Linked DNA regions of Mus musculus: region 1 is linked to region 2. The links are chromatin loops, found by intact Hi-C in ENCODE. Cell type or tissue: left cerebral cortex. All regions are shown on one strand. Each heading gives the region's core, and the rest is flanking DNA. Links, peaks and the distances in the headings are about the cores only. Region 1 overlaps St6galnac3 (ST6 (alpha-N-acetyl-neuraminyl-2,3-beta-galactosyl-1,3)-N-acetylgalactosaminide alpha-2,6-sialyltransferase 3). Region 2 holds the start of Gm52620 (a long non-coding RNA gene).

Evidence for each region. Hi-C counts contacts between places; a loop is a spot of excess contacts. Peaks named below come from ENCODE experiments on the same cell type or tissue, not always from the same donor. Only the 100,000 strongest peaks of a DNase experiment are listed, where the experiment ranks them.
Region 1: it touches region 2 in a loop (7-fold over the local background); 3 of 42 quality-filtered maps call a loop at or near these places.

What each region holds. Positions count from the first base shown.
Region 1 is chr3:153,480,361-153,488,360 of GRCm38, forward strand. All of the region lies in intron 2 of St6galnac3 (ST6 (alpha-N-acetyl-neuraminyl-2,3-beta-galactosyl-1,3)-N-acetylgalactosaminide alpha-2,6-sialyltransferase 3), which reads right to left. Among named protein-coding and RNA genes, the nearest start is that of Gm46831, 25 kb to the right of the region's middle. In left cerebral cortex, for the core only: no CTCF peak of the experiment used is centred there; DNase peaks (open chromatin) are centred at 1,036, 1,420, 1,911 and 4,584; H3K4me3 peaks cover 347 bases; H3K27ac peaks cover 2,109 bases.
Region 2 is chr3:153,072,692-153,085,825 of GRCm38, forward strand. It overlaps Gm40182 (a long non-coding RNA gene), which reads left to right. Exons shown (of 3, transcript XR_867778.1): 2 at 212-394; 3 at 2,154-2,523. It overlaps Gm52620 (a long non-coding RNA gene), which reads left to right and starts at 5,580. Exons shown (of 2, transcript XR_003954593.1): 1 at 5,580-5,848. In left cerebral cortex, for the core only: no CTCF peak of the experiment used is centred there; DNase peaks (open chromatin) are centred at 5,412 and 5,758; H3K27ac peaks cover 852 bases.

The DNA.
Region 1 (8,000 bases), core at 1-8,000, 410 kb after region 2:
ACTGTTACCTCCATCCAAATGTGTATAAAATCATTAAACTGTGAGCACCATAAACAGTTCTCCTTTCCTAAATGGTGTACAGTTCTACATAATGTAGAGAAATCTCACCTTATCTGGCCTGGCCCCTCCAAGGATCTGAGTCATAAAGTTATTTTTCTGTCTGTGTTATATTTGCTACCCTCTTGTCAGTCACCCAGCAGGCCAACTGTCAAGGTATTATGGTATATAATGGCTAATCTTCATTATCAGTTTGACTGGATTTACAGTCACCCAGGAGACACACCTCTGAGACTGTCTTTGAGGGTGCTTTTAGAGAGGCCTATTGGGACATGGAAGACTCGCCCTAAATGTGAGTGGTATCATTCCTTATGCTGAGTCAAAGCCTGGATCAAAAGGAAAAGAGGAAGCCAGTTAATCTCTCTGCTTCCTGACTCTGGATGCCATGTGACCAGCTGCCTCACGGTCCTGCCCCCACAGCTGGAGCTGTCCTCACCACCACCATGCCTGCATCATGCTGACTGTAGCTTCCAAACATGATTATCCAAAATGTATCCTCCCTCCCTTAACATTGCCAAGATGCTATCACAGGAACGGCTGAAGAAGTTATAGCGTCAGCTTCAGGTTTCCATCGGTACAACTGCCAATGTTCAAGAGCAGAAATGCTACGGAGACAAGGTGAACCAAGCACGGAAGGACAGAGGACCTCTGCTCTATGCAGCAATGATGCAGGACATGCAGGAAAAAAAACCCATAGCACACGGCAGTGTTCAGAAAGTCTTCAGCTTCAGGTCTCAGTAACTGCAGATCTCAGCTGTGGACCTTGCACATATCTCCATGCACAGGAGGGAACATCATGTGCCCTTATCTGCAGACACTAACCCAGATTAGCAGGTATCTCCCTGAAGGTCTTCTATGTTGTCTTTACCCTGACGGCCACTCTCCGCCCCTGTGGGGTTTCACTTCTTCAAGAGTCTCAAACACAAAAAGCAGCCCCGGAGAAAGCAAGGGGGAGGTGGGACATGCCAAAGGGACATGATAGGGAAAACACATCACCATTAAAGGAATCTTAAAAATGGGTTGTCCCCAGGTCACTGAGGCATCTGACTCGCCATCTTTGCACAGTGGATCTGGCATACACTATACTGACATACATTGCTGAGCATCCTACAGGAATTCTACCCTTCCCCAAGGCGCATTTAGGTTAGATCCCTTGTTAGTCTCCAGTGCAAGGCCCCCCAGTGGTATCTGACTTATGTAATGAAATCTAAGTAACTGCCCAAGACTGGATTCTCTTCTTTAAAAAGACATTCAAGGTCTGGAGGTTTTATTGGGAGAGAACAGAGCGCTTCTCCTCCACTTGCTCTTCACTCTTGCACGCTCTGCCACATGCACATTTGTTTCTTTTGTAAAAATTTATAAAGAGAAGCTCAAAACATCTTTGGCTTTGACTATGACATTTCTGTTTTAAAGCAGCTACTTTGATGGACACATCAACCATATGGTCTAGCGTATTTTTCAGAAGACCCAAGTATTGTGTAACAGAGAGGAAGGCTCTTTGTTAGTTTGAGGCATGGGTTAGTACACGAAGCACAACACAGACACATTCCACGGAAGCCTGACTAGACAGAAACTTCTGCACACAAAGCTCCCGAGACCTCAGAGCCCAATCTCACTCTCAAACCACCTCTCCATCTATGTGCATCATCCTCATCTGCTTGGGCTGCATAAAACTGGCACCAGCAGTTTCAAAATTCTTGGTTTTCAGGAAAGAAAGAAGATTAGAAAAATCTATCACGCCAAGGTAATTTCAATTTCTGCAGCCTCGCTGTGTCTCGGGAGATCTCAGTCTCACGTGGTTTGGGAGAGGGGTGGCTACACCCGGCATACAGAGCTTCAAATTAGAGTGAGTAAATGGAGACTTGGCTGCGTGCTTTTGAAAGGCTGCCAGGCTCTGCTCAGCTGTCTTTTCTACATCAACTCTCATGTGCGAAGGAAATCAGAGAGAACAAGTTGCTGAGAACGATGCTCTTCCGCATGTGAAATGTACAGAAATCACAGGTGGTCTCCCGGACTAAATTAGACTTTCAGGGTAAATCAATAGGGTCAGCAAGTGCGTGAGGCAATAAAACTAGACCAGACCAGTCACGGCTAAATAATAAGTTATCCCTGTCAATGTGGAATCTTAGAAAATAAATGGCGGAGGCCACTTTCCAAGCGTACTCTGTATGGGCTATTTTAATTGGCAGGATGCTCTAAGAATAAAATTCTCTTCATGGCAAGTTCTCTCTGAGTTTCTAGAGCATAGATTTTGAGCACCAATGGGAGAAGGGGGTTTTCTCATTGTACAACTGGTAGCGTGTATTCAAATCCAATGTTTACAGATCTCTAAGTTTCAATCTCATTATGGGGCTTCTCAAATAAAACTCAAGCACACATTATAATCCATTAGGCACTGTGGGCGTGTTGGGTTATGTATGCAAGGAGACCAGAGGTCGAGGTTGGGAGTTGTCCTTTATGGTGCTGTGCTTTTTGTGTCTCTCTGTCTCTCTCTGTCTGTCTCTGTGTCTGTCTGTCTGTCTCTCTCATTCCAGGACACTATCCCTCTCTGAACTAGTCAGTTCTAGGGTTTTCTGAGCAGGTGCTGGGGACAGACATGCAGGTCTTCATGATTGTACAGACAAGCACCTGACCAAGCCATCTCCCTGGCCCTTGTCATTTCTTTTTAACATAATACTCTATAAATTACATGAGAGAGTCAATAATATATCATAAAAAAGGTTTTCAGTTAGATTATTTTGACAACAGTTGGTGACTTTAAGTATTCTAAGCTCATTTAAAGAAGTCTAAGCCAAATGTGTTCTGTTTTTTACTTCTCTCTTCTCTCCTCCCTCCCCCTCCATACTTATGGGCATAGGAAAATATACACACATCTATATTCTTAAAATTATTCTTAAACAAATGCATAGGGGCATATGTCAAAGACACACTAGAATCAGTTAAGAGGAATCAATAGGACAATTAAGTTAGTTTAATAGACAACGGAAAAGGCTGCCAGAGCTGAGCAGATGGATAAATGGACAGACAGGAAGGGTGGATGAATATGATCTTCAAGCTACATATCCAGAGAGCATAATGCTCTAGAGTAAGCAACCCCATGCCTGTTAGAAGTCCTTTCCTTGTGGCTGGACGACAGTCACTTGCATCTTGGTTCTCTGCATGTTGGTAGCATCTAAACTTCGCAGGCTCTGGACTGGAACCAATGGTAAAGAGTAAGGCAGATGAAATCCCATTGGCTAACAATCAGGTGATCTTTCAGTAGGCTTGTTAGAAGATGCTCTAGAATGACAGCCACCCCATGGCAGGGAGAGTGTTAGGAAGAGAGGAGGGAGTGCAGAGGGGGCAAGGCTTGTGGTCATGTGAAGCAGACATGTTCCACAAGCATGGCCATTCTGCCCTCAGCAGACATCCTTTGTCCTCCTCTGGCATGTCATTCTAGGTGTCTGCATTGTGCTGATCAGACCCCACAGCCATCAGAATGGTGAGCAGAGTAAACGTCACGGTTTGCTGGCATCCTCAGATATCTCATGATAGAGACACAAATGGACTAAGGCAGATGGCCAAGTAAATGAAAACCTGTGTCAGGTGTCAGCAACAACTCAGGGCGTAGAGTAATGATTCGGGCACAAAGGATGTGGATACAGGCAGGGAGGGGAGGAGACAGGAAATGCACATTCAGAAACGTGATGGTGGAGGGCTTCTCCATAAGCAACATGATTCCAAACCAGACCTTTCTGCAACTTGTATGTGCTTCTCTACCATAACACCATGTCAGCATCCTCTACAACACTTCACCACTTGTGTGTGATTCACTCACATGTTTACTGGCTTCTATTACATCAACGAGTTCCAGGAGGCTCAATACAGGTCTTGTCCCCTAGCTTGGCTCCTAGCTCAGTGTCTGGCATCTAGTGGCTACCATACCTCGGATGGATGGATGGATGGATGGATGGATGGATGGATGGATGGATTGGATAGGTGGGTGCATGGATGAATGGGTGGATGTAGGAATAGATGAAAGGATGATAGATGGACAGATGGTTAGATGAATGAGAGAGTGTACCTCATAAAGTCAATTCTCACAGATGCCTTAAACCACTTTTCATGATCACCTTTATGGCAGAATGCCAGGGAACCATACTATTTCAAGGCACTGGCACACTTTCAGTATTTTAAGCAAATAAAATGCAAAAACTCTCAAAGGGCTTGGGAGATAGGATCACTCGTATGGACTGTCTCTCCTCTTTGTACTCCACAGGCTTTTGCTACAGATCTGGATTGGAAGGAAATGGGACAGAGATTTCTGACCTTGAGGACAGGACAGTGGCACACACAGCAGGGATCGAAAGACTGCCTCCTGCTCTCCATCCTGGCTGCATGCCTGGTTATTTCTGGCTTGGACTACTTTCCGGAGCTTTCTAGGATTCGGGCTTCTGTGCAACTCATAACACATACTGATTTGACCCTTTTTATTTTTTTCCCACATCTCTACATTGGGAGTTTCCCATCCTGCTTAGCAACCCTTCACTTTCCCTTTATAGATGCTCCATGCTGAGAGGCAGCAGCCATGAGGGAGGTGTGAGGAAGGCGCGTGGCTGGAGATGCCCACTTCGCTTCTGTCACTAGGCAGGAGAGGGAAGGCTGCTCTGCTTGCAACATTCTGAGGCGTCATTTATCACAGGAACTACAGAGAATCTGGAGGAACTCATTTGGGGTGTATAATCTAAAAGGATAGCCTGAATTAGTAAGAATAAAAATGTGTATTGCTTGCACACAGACTCTTCAGCATAGAGAAAGCTGAGACACACTTCACCTGTGACCTTACCAGGGGCAGCACTTCAGCATCCTTAATTAGAAACTGCCCGTTTCCTCCTGTGCCTTAGAAAGACAGCGCCCAGATTAGACTCCAGATATCCTCACTGCTTCCTCTGGCAGAGCCTGGCTCCACCAGGGAACTACTTGTTTACAAGGCTGCAGAACCAATGCACCTGCCCGCCCCACCCATTCCACCTGCAAAGCAGGGGCCAAGGTTGTCTAATCACTTGGTGACTTCTCCCCTAGCACAGCTGTGTGCCCTTTCTCAATGCCCTTGACTTTACCACCCCAGAATGTTCTCTTTACTACGAAAGAGGCCACACAACCCCACTCGTATTGTGGAGATCCCTCGTAGACCACAGAGACAATGATGTCCCGTCACTGTGACACACAGACCCATACATTCTAAGAAAATACTCAACTTGGGCTTGCATATCTTGGAATCTTTGGACAATAGCTGTTTTCTCCCCATTCAGCATATACAAAAGTAAGATCTCATAGCTCACAGATGCACAGAGGGAACACAGCCACAGTGACTAATATTTGTGTCATGCTTTGAAGTTCACTGCAAGGTGCCCATCAACATAAGCACCCCTGGCTGTTCTCTGACCCTGTGCTTCCTCCCTGATGAGATCACGTGATCCTGCAGTGTCTTGTGAGAACACTCTATCTGCATGGCTTCTCCATCCCTTCCCATCCCTAAGTGCAGAATCTCTGAATGCAGTGGCTCCAGCCTCCATGTGCATCTCTATGGATCACGAGTGTCTGTCTTCTGGGAGTTATCAATCTCCTGACACTGGATTAGAAGAGGAACCTGTCCCGTGTTGCTCACACCCTACCCCAAGTGCCTCAGATAGACACGCAGGAGACACTCGCTTATCGTAGATGGTTGTTGATGAGTAACTGAGCTGACTTTATACTGGATCAAGTCTTTCTTTACAGGAGCAGCCTAAGGAGGAGAAACGCTTAGTTCCATGTATAATTCCCATTTGCGGCAAACAAGACAGCTTAAAGCAGTTCAAGGCATATCTGCTAACTGTACCTTGCTGGACACGGCTGGGAATGATCTGGTTTCTTGCCTTTTCTGGATTCTAGAAACTTCCACAGTTCACTGGCTAAAGACCCATTTGTCCATCTTCAAAACTGGCAGCAGGGCCTCCTGGACTCTCCCATCTCTAACCTCAACTTACACAGACATGATTGGCTAAGTGGGAACAAAATTTCTTTCTCCAGGCCCTTAGTATCACCAACCCTGAAATAGCCCATTTGGCATGAAAGGGAACATATTTACTGGTTCCAGGGATTCAAGCTGGAAAGTCTCTGAACAGGACTATTCTGTCTGCCATCTTAATCCCTCCCCTGCAGAGGTGATTGGAGAGACAGATCACAGATTATGCTGTGAAACTCCTTGATGGTCCATCAGAACTGGAAGAAGGGAAGGTGCCTGTCAGAAGAGAAGTCACTGGTATCCACGTGTGTTGGTCTGAACACGGCACCTACAAGCGTATATATTTGAGTTGGTAGAGTGTGGCCTTGCTGGAGTGGGTGTGGTCTTGTTGGAGGAAATGTGGGCTTTAAGGGTTCAAAAGCCAAGTCAGGCCCAGTGGCGCTCTCTCTCTCTCTCTCTCTCTCTCTCTCTCTCTCTCTCTCTCTCTCTCTGCTGCCTGTGGATGAAGATATAGAACTCTGAGCTCCTTGTCCAGCACCATGTCTGCCTGCACGCCGCCATGCTTCTCACCACGAGGATAATGGACTAAATCTCTGAACTGTACTCCAGGCCCAATTAAAGATTTTCTTTATAAGAGTTGCTGTGGTCATGGTGTGTCTTCACAGTGACATTACATTGTCAAAGTCACCACATCACACTTGGCCCTCCTTACTATTCCTCATCTCTCACCATTATGACAACGGTCTTTCAGTAGTTACCGATGTCTCATGAACAAAAAATCACCACCGAAAAAGCCCACTGTTACAGCAGTGGACAGAGATGTCAAGCCTCAGAGGCAACATCGGTCCAGGAAAGTGGCATTCCGGGAGCCTTGTCTTTATCCCCACTTAGGTGCCTGTCATTTACAATTCAGGACTATGGCTGGAAGCATTTGGCTGCGCTGAGCACAAAGTGTTTCCCCATCTTGCTGGCAAAACATAATTAACCAGATGACAATGGCTTTCACACGCACACTGATTTCTCTAATTTCAAGTCTCCATTACTAAATAAATCAACAGCAGAATTCTATTTATCAGCAAATGCCTCCTCTCCTGGTAGACATTCTGTCCAATATATTAATCCTAAAAGAGTCATACTTTCCCTCGGCTTTGCATAGCAGTCCAACCATAAACAAGTTAATGGCCACAGCTTCACGTGTGACTCCTGTGTTAATGCTCCACACAGGGTGGTTACTGGTTTTGCTGACTGTAAGGCACAATGAAGTCAGTAGCTGGTCCACTGAGGACCATGTGGCTTGGCCACTACTTGAAGAAAGGCTGACAGTGCTGCTTTGATGGTCCAGACACGAGCCACCTTGCACAGCCCCGTGGAAATGACAGAGGGGCCAGTCACTCTACCTCCAGGCCAAGAAAGAAAGACACAGCCTATAAATACCTCAGGCTGCAAAGTGCACAAAAGGGAACTAGGGGGTAACACAGCTGGTAAAGTGCTTGCCGTGCAAGCATGAGGACCCAAACACCCAGATAAACAAGTCAGGGATGGAGATGCACACGTCTAACCCCAGTGCTAGGGAAGCGGAGACGGGAAGACCTCTGGTGCTCACTGCCACTCCGCCTAGATACCTGGTGTCTTAGGGTTTCTATTGCTGCAATGAAACACCATGACCAAACAGCAAGTGAAGGGGTTTAGTTGGTTTTTCTTACTTCCATATTGCTGTTCCTTCAACCATATTGCTATATTCCAATATATCCTTACTGAAGGAAGTCAGGCAGGATAGGAACTCACACAGGGCAGGAACATGGAAGCATGAGCTGATACAGAGGCCACGGTGGGGTGCTCTTGCCTACTGGCTTGCTTCATGGGGCTGGCTCAACATGCTTTCTTATAGAACGCAGACAGGACCACCAGCATGGTTTCACCCACAATGGGATGGGCCCTCCCCCACTGAGAAAACACCTTA
Region 2 (13,134 bases), core at 2,015-10,014:
GGGCTGTGTCACAGGCTCGGAAGGAAGTGGCCACCCAAAGAATAGCCTTGATTGCAAGCCAGTGCTAATTAGTCGTGCAGGGCTCTAATGGGCGAAGACTGGTTCTCCCCATCACTTCCCACGGGAAGGTCTTTTATAACATGAAAAACTTATTTAATTCTCCATTCACACTGTCCTTTTGAATTCTCAGAGTAATCAAATTGTTTTCCAGGAAAACATCAGAAGCAACAGAATATAAAATACCGAGAGCAAGAATATTGTAAATGCCCCCAAGGAAGCATCTAGAAAACTGATGTGTGATTTCTAGGCATACTGCACAGTTTTGCTATTTACTATGAGCCAGGGATCATTTTCCACTTGGATGATGCTGAAGATGGCCTGGATCCTGCACACCGTGAGTCCTGACTCCATGCGTGGTATAGCTGATGAGAAACAACATTCAAAAAAAGCAAACCAAGAACTTGAAAGCAAGGAGTGTTGGTGATGATACCAAACACATGGACGGGGGCCGTGATGCAGGGCATAGAGAGCAGGAGAAGGTTATCTCTCCCAGTTTATTGTCACCCCACTTTGAACATCAGCTTCCTCACAGCTGTTACCATCTGCTCAGATCTGTCTCCGTGGATGGAAGGAAAACCTTCACAAGTCTGGCATGATGTCAGCCGATTCAGGGAAGGGCAGTAATTAGGAGCAAGGCTCTGACTCCGAGATTTCAAATTCCAGCCCAGCTTTGCAACCTTGGGGTGGTTCAGGCACCTGAGCCAGCAGCATAGCAACCATGGCTCTTAGGTAGCAGGTTGGTGGATCCCTCTGAAAAGGGATGGACTTCTGCTGTGGATACACTTCTCAGCTGAGGCTGCACTCCCCACCCCCACCTCTCCTGCCCCTACATAGAGGGGTGCCTTGTGGAATAGTTGGGAAAGAAAGGAATGGGCACCTATGTGAAAAAAGGCATTGAGTCTCTTTACTCTTTTAGATAGAAGCATTATTTTAGGTGAGCCTGAACTTGTCCAACTGTCTCCATTTTGTCCCAACTGCTGGGATGAAACTGAGTCCAGGACACATGCCTACGTGCGGCATGGGTTCTTTGATCTACAAAGTCACACCCTCAGTGGCTCTAATGATGTATAGAACTTCCGTTTCACCATTCTGTACAGAGGGCAGTTCCCATCTGTCTCCTGTGTAGATTCTGGGTCACAGTGACTATGTTTCAGCTTCATCTCCAAAATGGAATCAAGTCTGGGAATTCTGTAGAACAGAGCGCTCTCCCGTTTAGAACTTCCTTTGAAGCTACCCCATTGCTCTGTGAGAATATTAATGTCTCCATCCTTTGTCTCAAAGTTTCATTCTAAAATGCCTATCATGAAGGTGCACCTCATGAAGGAACAGATTCGCTGGTACTGAGGGCTGAGATAAGATGTGCCGACAAGTCTTAAGGATTTGAGGTGATCCTGACTACTTTCGCTTCAGAGGATCTCTCAAGAGTCTATGTGTCAGAGGTTTGACCCCAGTGAGGTGGTATAGAAAGGTACTAGAACCTGTAAGAGGCACAGTACAGGGCAAGGTAGATCAGACACTGGGGTCTCCTCGTAGAAGGACTAGCAGTTCTTGTTGGCCCTCAGTTCTATCTGGAGAAGTCAGTATAAGAGAACAAGACGTTTCCCTTTCTGCAGCGTCTTGTCATACCATGTGACTCTTCCTACTCTCTCTTCACCGTGATGCTGTCTACCACGAGCCTCTTACCAGAGGCAGAGCAAACTGGGCCATGTCTTAGGGTTGGGTATTTACACAATCCAAGTGGTAGGCAAGGCTTTCCCTGCCTTGGACTCCCATTGTAAACTTTTTGTATACTTTGTAAACTTTGTAAACCATCAGGGCTGGAAAGCGGCCAGGCCTGAGGAGTTCCAGTAGCCAGCCCCTCCCCAGATTATGCTAATTTTAGGTGAATAGTCTGAACCCCAGCAATCCCTGAACTTCCCACAAAAACCCAACAATCTCTGAACAAGAAAACCCACCAGTCCCCAAGCTCCCAAGCTCAGGATTTGAAATCCTACCAATCCTCACTCTGAAAATCACCCTAAAAATCTCTTCCCCTAGAAAGAACCCCTATATAAGTACTGGGCTTTGATTTCTTGTTGTCTGCTCCCTCCTAGGAGCAGAGGCAGCCACTCCTGGATTTGTCCCTCGACACCCTAAACCCTCCCAATAAATCTCTTTTATGAGATTTGCTGCATGGTGTGATTATCTCGTTAGATGAAGACAAGAAGCAATGAAGGAGAAAGGAGGACGGGAAGAAGGGGAGAGGAGAAGCCAGGCTGAAGCTCCTGAGCTCCTCAGCTCAGCTAGTGATCCCCTCCCCTGGCAGCTACACCACCTCTGCTGGCTGAGGAGGCTTCTGCTAAGAGTTACATGGTTTCTGGACCCCTGTGTCTCAGTGCGCCCTCCTATTGGGATACAGTCTGCCCTTAGAGCTGTGTGGTTCCTGGGCTTCTGTGTCCTAAGGCACCTTCCCATCCAAGCAGAAAGACCAACACTTAGGCTAGTACTCTCTAAAGCTGTAAGTTAAATAAACATCTTCCTTTGTACAGTAACCAGACTCTGACACTTTGTTGCAACGTTGGAAGACTCTGACACTTTGTTACAATGTTGGAAGACTGACACTTTGTTACAACGTTGGAAGACCACCTCAGACACATTTAAATGCTGTAATGTCTCTTCCAGTATGGGTGCTTAAAGTCCTAAAGGAACTTAATAAGCCTTGCTGGATTCATTGATTTTGTATTCAATGGATGTTCTTTCTTTGAAAACCTTTATTGAGATGCCCTGAGGAAACATGCTACATGTTACATACCTGATGTTCATAGTGTCTTTGGATTTCTAAGCCTTATAAACATTCTTGGTTACTAGAGGTGTTGATGCCACCTTTATTGGGCATCTTATGGCTTCCCAGGGCTCTTATGTCTCACTCTGTTGCAAATATATTGTCATACATAACCTGTAAGGGTAAGGCTTAATTATAGTGATATGAAAAAAATTAGGATTACCATGTCAAACTACAGTCCACGTGCAGTCTCCAGCCACTCCTGTGAAGGAATGGGGCTTGCTTCAATATTTCAGTTATGATCAATTTTGTGTTTGGCTTCCTTCAACATCTTAAGAGAATGAAGTCAAGCTCTAAATCTTTGCTTTATTAATTAAAAAAAAACCCTAAACATTTAATTTTTATTTAATTATAAACTCAGTTGTGTAACTGATACAAGACTCTGGGTAGCTTGAGCATCAGTCGTTGTTTTCTACACTTTAGAGGAATGATATTTAGCTTTTATGGTCACTACATATGCTGGGCCCGCTGGCGTGAGTCCCTGCAGGGGCTCGCCTGTCTCTCCCTCCCATCTCCCTGTAGGACAGGTGGGATTACATGTCTGTGCTACTACACCCAATGTTACATGGATTCTGAGGACTCTAAGTCAAGTCTCCATCTCATATAGCAAGTCCTATACCCACAGAGCCATCTCCCCCAGCCCTGGTGGAACTTCGGTTAGATAAAGGAAACACAGAATCTTTAAAAACACACATAGTGGGGTATTTCTGACAAGGTAGCAGCTGAGTTTTAAAGGGAAGCAGAGATTTGGGGAGTCACATCTTTCCACTTTCCTTTTCTTCCTTTCCATTGTGGCTCCTTCTGTCTTCCATCCGCTGATACTGAATGGCATGTCAGTTCTCAGACTTGTCCAATTCCAAGCAGTCAGAGGGGATGATGAAGGCGGAAAGGCTTTAGTTGCCCTAAATTCCAACCTTGGTTTTAGCTGGACAGATTGGCACATGCTTGCTATCCCCATACATACTAAGAACGTCAGATCACCAGGGCAGAACATCTGATAAATAGAAATTGAAGCTCATCGCCTGACTAAAAGTTTGTATTTTCTGAGATCCCCCCGTGCCTCTTTATACATCAGAAGCTTCCTTGCAAGCTAGGACTCAAGTACATCAGAGCAGGAGAGACTTAACAAGCCTTTTAACTTCGCTGTTTATGGCTGACTTTGAATTCCCTTTAGGTTTAATCCTTAGAAATAATATTGCTCTGAAAGATTTTGCAAAATGCTGGTCTCCTGACTCCTGTTATGATGGTGTGGGAAGAAAATACCACGCAAGGGGAACTTTCCCCTTCACCCTTTTCTCGAAATGAATGAAATGTCCTTTAGACCACTGGCAGCATCCTTACTACATCAGAGTCAGAATTGTTGCAGTAGAGCTGGAAAGAGAAAGAAAGGTCAGCTGAGGACCTCCACTATCCAAACCAAGCTAAAGTGCACAGCAGAAAGAAAATTTGGAAGGCAAAATTGTTGAAACCAAAGAGAAGAGGTGTGGGGCATATCTCACTGGTAGAGTACTTTCAGAGCCTGTACTTTCAATGGCTCTCAGCTCAATTTACTGCAGAGAGATGGGGTGGAATTAGTAATCACAAGGACAGGCCTCAGGTACGTATGAGGACATAAAGATCATGACAGGATTATGCTGGAGAAGGAAAGCAGCAAGACCAAGAAGTCTGTGCTCCCAGGAGATTGAACTGGGGCTCACTGAGCCCTGAAGGGGAGTTGAAAGTGACATAGGAGCCAGGCTTAGAGAGAGAGTTGCGCAGAGTCCTCGCAGAAAAACTCAGGGCAGAGGAAAGAGATAATGATAAAAGACCTCTCAGAGCCCTGCCATGGAAGGCCTCCTGAAAGCGGATCAATCATGCAGAGTACCATTTTGAAATTACTGCCTGTCGTCTTAGCTACGAACCCCGTTAGCCCTTTGTGCTTATTGGGGTCCCTTTTCCTGATAGAATACAGCCAGTCGTCCATCAGAAATGTAGCTCTGTGTTCGTCAGAAGCGAGCTGTTGCACATAGCCATTCCTCTGTCTTCGAGCCCCTTACCAGTTCTTAGTGCCTTTTGTGTGGTGCTAGGGGCTGTGGAATCTCAAGGCTCAGGCGTACTGGGCAAGAGCTCTGCTGCCCAGCTCGCCCAGTGCTCACAGGTCTTCTGAAGGAAGCAATGCTGGTGTGTTCAAGAGCAGTGTGGAAAGAGGAGCCTCTGGGTTGCATGGGGGGGGGGGGGAGGGACTCAATGGTCATGAGGGTGTTCCCAAGCTGCAGTTCCAGTTTTGACCAGTCCCACAGTATGTCTGACTTAACATAATCCATGCATGGAGCACACGTTTACAGCCAACCCTAAACCAGCCATCAGTCTATTTACTGTGGAGGAAAGTTAGAGAAGGCATGGCTAGATGAAGCACCCAGGTACTAGAGAAGGCATGGTCGGGCCCTAGCTGGATTTAATGAAATTCTTTCCAAATGGTGCAGTCTGTTTAAGGGAGAACTGTTGTCAGCATGGGCACCTGGTAGACATGGAAACATGCCAGTAAGTGAGTTTGTATTTCCTCTTCCTTAGCTGTAAATTGTATCAACTCATTTAATAGTAATTCAGTTCTTCCTGAGATTAAAGGAGGTTTTTGTGGGCTCCGCCCCACACTGGCCGCTCGTTGGTCTGCTTAACCTTTGCATTCAAACTTCCTGGTATAAAACCGCTTTCTGTGTCCTTGACTGTTCTACCTCTCTGTTTCTGGGACCAGCGTGTGCTTGCTCCCAAAGCAGAATTCTCCCCGGCTTAGCAGTTCCTCCTGCGCTCTTGGGGACAGCTGCTTGACGGTGACTATGTGGGAAGCTGGAGGCTGTCCAGCTCCATTGGCAGAGACTAATCATTTAGAATGTTTTGTTTCTTTCATTTGTTTCTCACTCTGCATTGAAGAAAAAGTAGAAGAAAAAGAAAAAGAAAGCTGGAAATGTGTCTCCCGAGTGGGCCGTAGAGGTAAGTGTGTGGGCAAAGTTGGAGGGATGGGACCAGGCACACGCACCCTCCCTGCCACCTGTTAGCTGAGAAATTCATCTCCTTTCTCTTCTGTGCTTTGTTCCTGCCATCTGCTGAGCTATATTAGTCAGGTCCCTGCGGTTACACATACAGGAACTAACTTGACCTCACACAAAGACAAGGCATGATTGAGAATACAGGGACCTTTTCCAAAACCCACCATGGATATGAACACAGGTAGTCTCCATCTATCTCTCTACCATCTACCATCTGTCTACCATCTAACTATCCATTTATCTATCTATCATCTATCTATCTATCTATCTATCTATCTATCTATCTATCTATCTATCTATCTATCCATCTATCTATGATATCTTTCTCTATTTTTACCTTTTTTAATGTCTATCTGCCTCTCCTGTGTCTAGATTTCCTATCCAAGAAGAGCAAGGTGCTTATACACAGCACCTAACTCCAGATCTTAGAAATCACTTAGCTGATGAGCTGGGCTCTTCACAGTCCTGGTCCCTTGTCTGCCCCGGAATACCTCAGTGACAACTAGGTATCTAGCATACGTTTGCTGAGAAGATCCACTTCTACGGACCGAGAGGCCATTTCTGAACAGAGGAAGTAACTGCAGATTGGGCAGGCTGAATAGATCCCCTCACTCTGGAAATGACCCATACCACACCCAGCTTTCGTAGATCCTTTCAGTTTACTGTATATATACATTTGATATAGAGAATATGCAATCATTGTAATTATTCAAGGCTGTCCACTGCCCTAGGCCAAATTCCTTTGATGAGTGTCACTATAATTATACTAGTCACGAATCTCTATGTGTCCACATTTGGTATTTAAGTTCTTCAAACAGTTGTTTTGTCAACAGAATGGAGGGTGGTAGACATCTGAGTGCTTCTGCTCGCTTGACTCCATACCTTGTGTGATTTGAGTCTGTAATGTCCTCTACAGGCTCCTGTCATGAACCCCAGCTCCTGAGTGAGGGGGGCTACTTTGAAGACTGTGGGGCTTTTAGGAGGTGGGATTTAGGAGGAATTAGGTCACTAAAGGCAAGCCATTAAAGGTTATACTTTCCCCCAACCCCAGCCGACATCCTCTGTCACCTGCATACATGTGAACAAGCCTTTGCCTCACACTGTCTCTGTGGAAGGAGTCATTCCACCACACTCTTAATCCCTCTGAAACCAGAACGCCCTAAAGAAGCCCTTTTGCTTGCACTGCCCCTCCCCCATTAAGGATTTTTGATACAGTGATGAGAAAAGTAATTGACATAGTGCCTAACCATAAGAATATAGGCGCAATTGATCTTTGTATGTCCCATTTCCCCCATTTTCCTCCTACACATTGGGAAAGGAGAGGGTGATAATCAGAGGTCTGAGGACTTGAGCCAGGCTGCAAGTGCATCCATCATTTGATCACAGAGTGTTTGTTCATCTGGCTCTCAGTTTCCTTCATTCTTTCTCCTCACAGCCTCAGAGAGAACTAATCCTGCTGACACATCAGTCAACAGGGCTGCACGATAGTCAGTTTCTGTTGGGGAAGCCACCCCATTGTGAGACTTGGTTACAGCAGCCTTCTGAAACCAGCAGAGCTCATGATATATGTGTGTGTCCCCAAAGCTATCATTTTAATATATGTTTTAAGATGGCGTGTGAGTTATGACATGCTTCATCAAGTCTCTGTGGCATGACTTTTTCTCTTGGCGTTGCAGCTTATAAACAGAGGTTACTGAATATATTGTAAGGATGCTACAAATGATACAGCTGTCCACATTCTTATCAATATTTCCTATGTCAACACATAGGTATACTCTGCTATTGCATATGTAAAGGTTCACTGCCACCAGCAGTATTAGTACACTACCATGCTGTGTGAACTCAGGAGCAAACAGTATCATCTGACATTCAAGGAATTCCAAACCAGCCTGGTGAGGCTGTGTGGTAGTTTGAAAGAGAATGACCCTGTGGGCTCTGGCATTTGCATGCTTGGTCTCCAGTAGGTTGTGCTGTTTCAGGAGGATTAGTAAGTCTTGTTGGAGGAAGTGTGTCATTGGAGGTAGACCCAGAGGTCATTCCCATTGTGCTTTCAGCTGGCTTCCTGTTTGTGTTGAGATTTGAGCTCTCAGCCTTTCCTACCGCCATGTCTGTTACTTGCTACGATTCCCTGCCATGATGGACTCTGATCCCTCCGGAGCTATAAGCTCAAATGGGATCTTCCTTTTATAAGCTGCCTTGGTTATGGTGTTTTATCACAGCAGTAGAGAAGTAACAAATACAAACAGATATTTACAGTCATAAAGGGTTTGCTTCCATGAACAACTAAATACAAGATGCCATTGGGAATTCATGAGACTTTCGAGCTGCCAAGGGAAGAGCATGAGACACTAAGTGGGAGAAGAAGGAGCATCTACTTGGACTGAAGATATAAATGGCCACTCAGCCGAGGAGAGTTGAGAAGGGGAGGGAGCAGGTGAGTCAAAAGTGCAGAATGGCTGGTAAAGCCAACCCATGATTCAGAAGCTCTGCCTTGGCCAGACTTCCAGTCACCGTAACAAACTCCCTGATGTAACCATAGGAAGGGAAGAGGGTTAAACTCCCTCTAAGTACCAGGCCCTGCAGTCCACAGTGCCAGCCCCACTGAGTCTAGGTCTTGGTGAGGCACAGCATCATGGAAGCAAGTCATGTGACAGAGGCTGCTCATCTCAGGGAAGAAGGAATCAGAGCCAGATGGAGGGAGAAGGCTGGGGGAACATGTAGTCTAAAGGACATACTTCCAGTTAGTTACCTGCCTCCTCCAGCTAGATATCACATCCTAAATTTTTCCGAACTTCCTCAAACCACCTCCCGGAAAGCAACCTTTCGGCAAATATCATCCCTTTAAGGACACTCCATGGACTCTCCTGCTGGAGGGGCAGCAATGAGGACGTCGCCCTGAGCTCAGACTCCTGTCTTGAGAGGAGGGTGTGTGACAAGGCACGTGGGCAGTGATGCTCCCAGATCCCAAGCCTCTGCACTTGCTAGTCACACAAGCAAAGGACACCCTGCATCTACCAGAGATAGATGTGCTTCGAAGCATTGCTTCTAAGATTGGGACATATGTTTTGGAGGTCAGATGAAGAAGATATATTTTGTCTTACTATGGGTTTAGTCCTGAATTCAAATGCTGGGGCTCATGGGGCCACTGACTTCCAAATGTGTTTTGTTTGGATGCCATGGTCATTTTCATATTTTGTGACTTCAGTATGGGAAATTATTAGATGAGTCCAATACCCAGCATCCTCTACTGTCTTGTACTCTCAACTCAGCCCCTGTCTTTCTGGCTTCTGAAGCCATTTCTGTTTGAGGTTCCTGCCTGAGGTTATACTATGATATGTGCAGGGGTTGTGGAGTTCTGTAACTCCTCCATGGGATAAGTTGCCTAAGATGTCCCCGTGGAGGCCTCTGCTCAGACTCTCTGATAGATATAGGGTGTCCTTTGCTTGTGTGACTAGCAAGTGCACAGGCATAGAAGCTGGGTGCACCACTGCACACGCGCCTTGTCACACATCTGCCTCTCAAGTAAGCGGGACTTATATCCGGCTATGGTGTATAGATGTGGGTGTGGAGGGCCTGGGAGAGGACATGTGTGCTTCCTTGGACCAGGTAGAGATTGAAGCTGACAGTCAAAGCACACCAGTGAGGAGCAGCTTGCTGCAGGGAGGCTGGGGGCACTGGTGAACTGTGGGGAGACACTGTGAGGGACACCCTCCTTTGGGGGCTCCACAGATTTCAATTTAGTGAGCCTTCTGTTCTGTTTCAGCATTTCTTTCTGACACTGCCCCAGCTTTTCATTTCATTTCAATGCATGTCACAGAGACTACTGCACCGAGTTTGGAGAGACCGTGAGGTTGGATATCAGAGGAGAGGATGTGGTTCATCCTGTGGCGCACGAGGCTCATCTTAAGTGCAGCAACACACGTACCTGGTGCCAGGTTGTCTCCCACTGGCCCTCAGCTTCCAGTGCTGTATTGGTCAGAGTTCCCTGGAGAACAGAGCTGATGGAAAGGTTATCTGTTACAAAGGGGATTTTAGATGGGCTTATCAATATGAGTTGGACAGTCCAACAATAGCAGCTGGTCTTCAGTCCTCGTTGGAAGGACAAAGAAGCTGAGCTCTGTCAGAGAACGATACCAGCCACAAAAGAGGCAGGAGCAGGGGAAATACCCGGCCAGAGAGTAGCAGAGTTGGGCACACAAGGCAGTACTGGTTTTCTCTGGAAGCTCTTTCTTCCTGGGCTGCCTGGGAGGTGTCTCCTACGCTGGGGGACTCCCTTTCTGTGTTAATCTTTCCAGGACATACACTCCCAGATCATGTCTCTTATTTGATCCAGATACAATCAGGTCAACACTGAACTAGAACTATGACAAGCATGTATTACAATCTACTTGCAAACTTAAAAACTCAGTGCCACATACAAGTGCACAGACCCGTTACACATCAGACTGTGAGGAGGGAGGACCAGGCACTAGTATGTGTATAAGATATTCCAGGGGACGCCAGTGCGTGGCTGAAACTGAGACCCTTGGGTGAGAGAATTCCTTCTTCAGAAGCGGATCAGAGCTGTTGGCAACAAGTTTTACTGGTGTGGAGTCCCAGTCACAAGCAGAATGTTCAAATAAAAACTCATTGTCTCAGGGTTTTACATTGTTGTAAAAGCAATTTATTAGAAGAAACACAACAACAACAACAAAAATAGGCACCTTTGGGGGTAGGAAAGAGTATGGTGCTTAGAAACGAAATGTTTGATTTTATTTTCTCTTTGCTTGTGAAAATGTTGCCACAACACTGCTCTATTTCCATCCTATTTTCTCTCGCACAGCACCACTGCCTGGTTCATAGACGCCAGAGAGGTTGTCTCAGAAATTCATTCTTCCTTGAGCTTGTAACAGGTTTCCACTTGAGGAGGGCCGTTAGAAGGGGTTTCTCAGCAAACCCCCAGGGAGCCTGTCGTAGTGGGACAGATCTGGAGAACAGCCTAGCCCTCTAGGAGGGAATCGCTAACCTCTGCCTGTGTTCCCTTTTGTTCCTGGTCTCCTTTGCTGTGGTTTCCAGGCAGAATGTACAGTGAGTGTTGAGTTGAGTGTAGAACAAACAATTCCATTTTCTTTGGAAGGCTCCTTGGGCTCAGTCCCCCAGGAGGACCAAATCACATTTCAGTAGCTTTCCTGAGGTTCTGTGGGGGAGGGGAGACAAAATGGCCTTTTCTTGTTGCACGTTTTATTGTTGTTTTCTAAATACAACAGAACCTCCAGCTGTATTTCTGTGTATGTCTTTGCATGTACGTGTGTGTGTGCGCGCGCGCGTGTGTGTGTGTGTGCGCGCGCGTGTGTGTGTGTGTGTATGTCTGTGTGTGTGCGTGCGTGCGTGTGTGTGTGTGTGTGTGTGTGTGTGTGTGTGTGTGTGTGAGTGTGTGTGTGTGCATGCACTCGAACACTTAAGTCCACTGTTGTGGGCACGCAGAAGAAGAGCTCCTTTCTTCCCTTACTGGTGTGTACGCATGTGTATTTACAAATAGAGGCAGGATTAACCTTGGGTGGTCTTACTGTCCACCTCATCTTTTGAGACCCTGAACCTCGCCAATTTGGCTAGGCTGGCCGGCCAATCGACTAGGATTTTTAAAATATGAATTCTGGGAACTGAACGCAGGTCCTTATGCTTCCAGGGCAAGCTCCTCAGGACCGATTACCATCTCCCTAGCAACGCAATGGGCCTTCTTTTAAGGCTTCTAGAAACAGCTGCATGGGTGCTCAGACAGACTTGCAGCCTCTTTGCCTGGTCTTTGTGATCCAGCACACTGGCTTCAGCTCAGTCAATCTTCCACCCTGATTAGTAGCTGGTTCATGTGGGTACCTGTTATATGTGGACGCCAGGAGGGTGTCGACTTCTTAATCCTATGCTGTGTAACTAGAAGGGCCGGTTGAAGGTTGAGTAGATGTTTGAAAAACTGAACAAACAAACAGACTTAGTCTTCCATCTGGCTTCAGATAATTTACATAACACTGGTGCCTCACCAACGTTCATATAACAGCTTTCTCCTTTTCTCACCTGGGTCAAGCGAGATCCCGGTCTATTTTAGTGGCCCCGCCCTGGGCTGGCTCTGTACATCTCTGCTCTGTTGCTGCTCCACTTCCCTCCTTTCCACAGCAGGATTGAAGACAGCTCCACAGGGGTGGTCCTATTACGGATATTTTCTGATCAGTTCCAGTTCTGAATGGAGGTGGTGGCTCTGTGGTGTCTGCTGTGAGTCCACGGGTTAAACCGATAATGAGCCTGTCCGGACAAATAGGCCTGCAATTGTTTTAGCCAGGCCAAAGGAGGCGGGCCAAGAGCCAAGTACAGATGCTGCAGAGAAGCAAGCTGCCGGGAGCCCACAGCGCGCGGGATTAGTGAAATCACCCGTGCTCAGCTTGCACCAGGAGCTAAAGCGGCTTTGGGAAAGGCATATGGCAAAAAAAAAAAAAAAAAAAAAAGCCAGAGTTAATCGCAAAGTCAGGCGTTCAGGAAAGCAGCATCTGTTGGAAAGAAAGCGTACAGCCACTACAGTGACTTTGCTCCTGCTCCATCACACAGGAGGATGTGCCCAGGTGGATTAGCAGGGTGACAAACCACAGAGCTGCCAGGCCCACAGGAGGCCCCAGAGCCCGTGACCACTGATGCACAGGCCCGCGGCAGCCAGCTGTGGCTCTGATTAACTGCAGCAGCATGGGCAGCTCTGGGGCCTGGCTCCATCTCGGTTTCCTTCCACGCACGAATCAGCCACTGCCAGGCTGTTGTTTCCTCCCCATTCGACCCGCACTGCCAGGGATCAACCAGAGCCTGCACTAGAGTGCACAACCTCATTCAAACAGCTTTGGCCAGGTGCCAGCATCCTGCTTTGCGCTCCTGTGTTAGATAATGAGGGCTCCTTTGCTCCGAGTTCTGAGTCCATCAGTGTTGCCACCCCTGAGCACTCCCAGAGACCAGGAGAGAAGCAGGGCTGATGGACGGCCAAAGAGGCACGTTAGCCTGCCTGGAATTTGTTCTCTCAGTTGGTAATAGACAAATGACCATGATTTAAACGTCTTCGGCCTTTCTCCGTTGGACTGCTTGACAATACATCTGCTTGTGTTTTCAGAGAGGTATTCCAGGCATACCAGTGGATGAAACGGAGTTGCTTATGAAAATAGATTCCCAAGTGACCTATAATGGGGAAACTCTTGGTTTAATATAGTTTCCTTTGTAAATCCC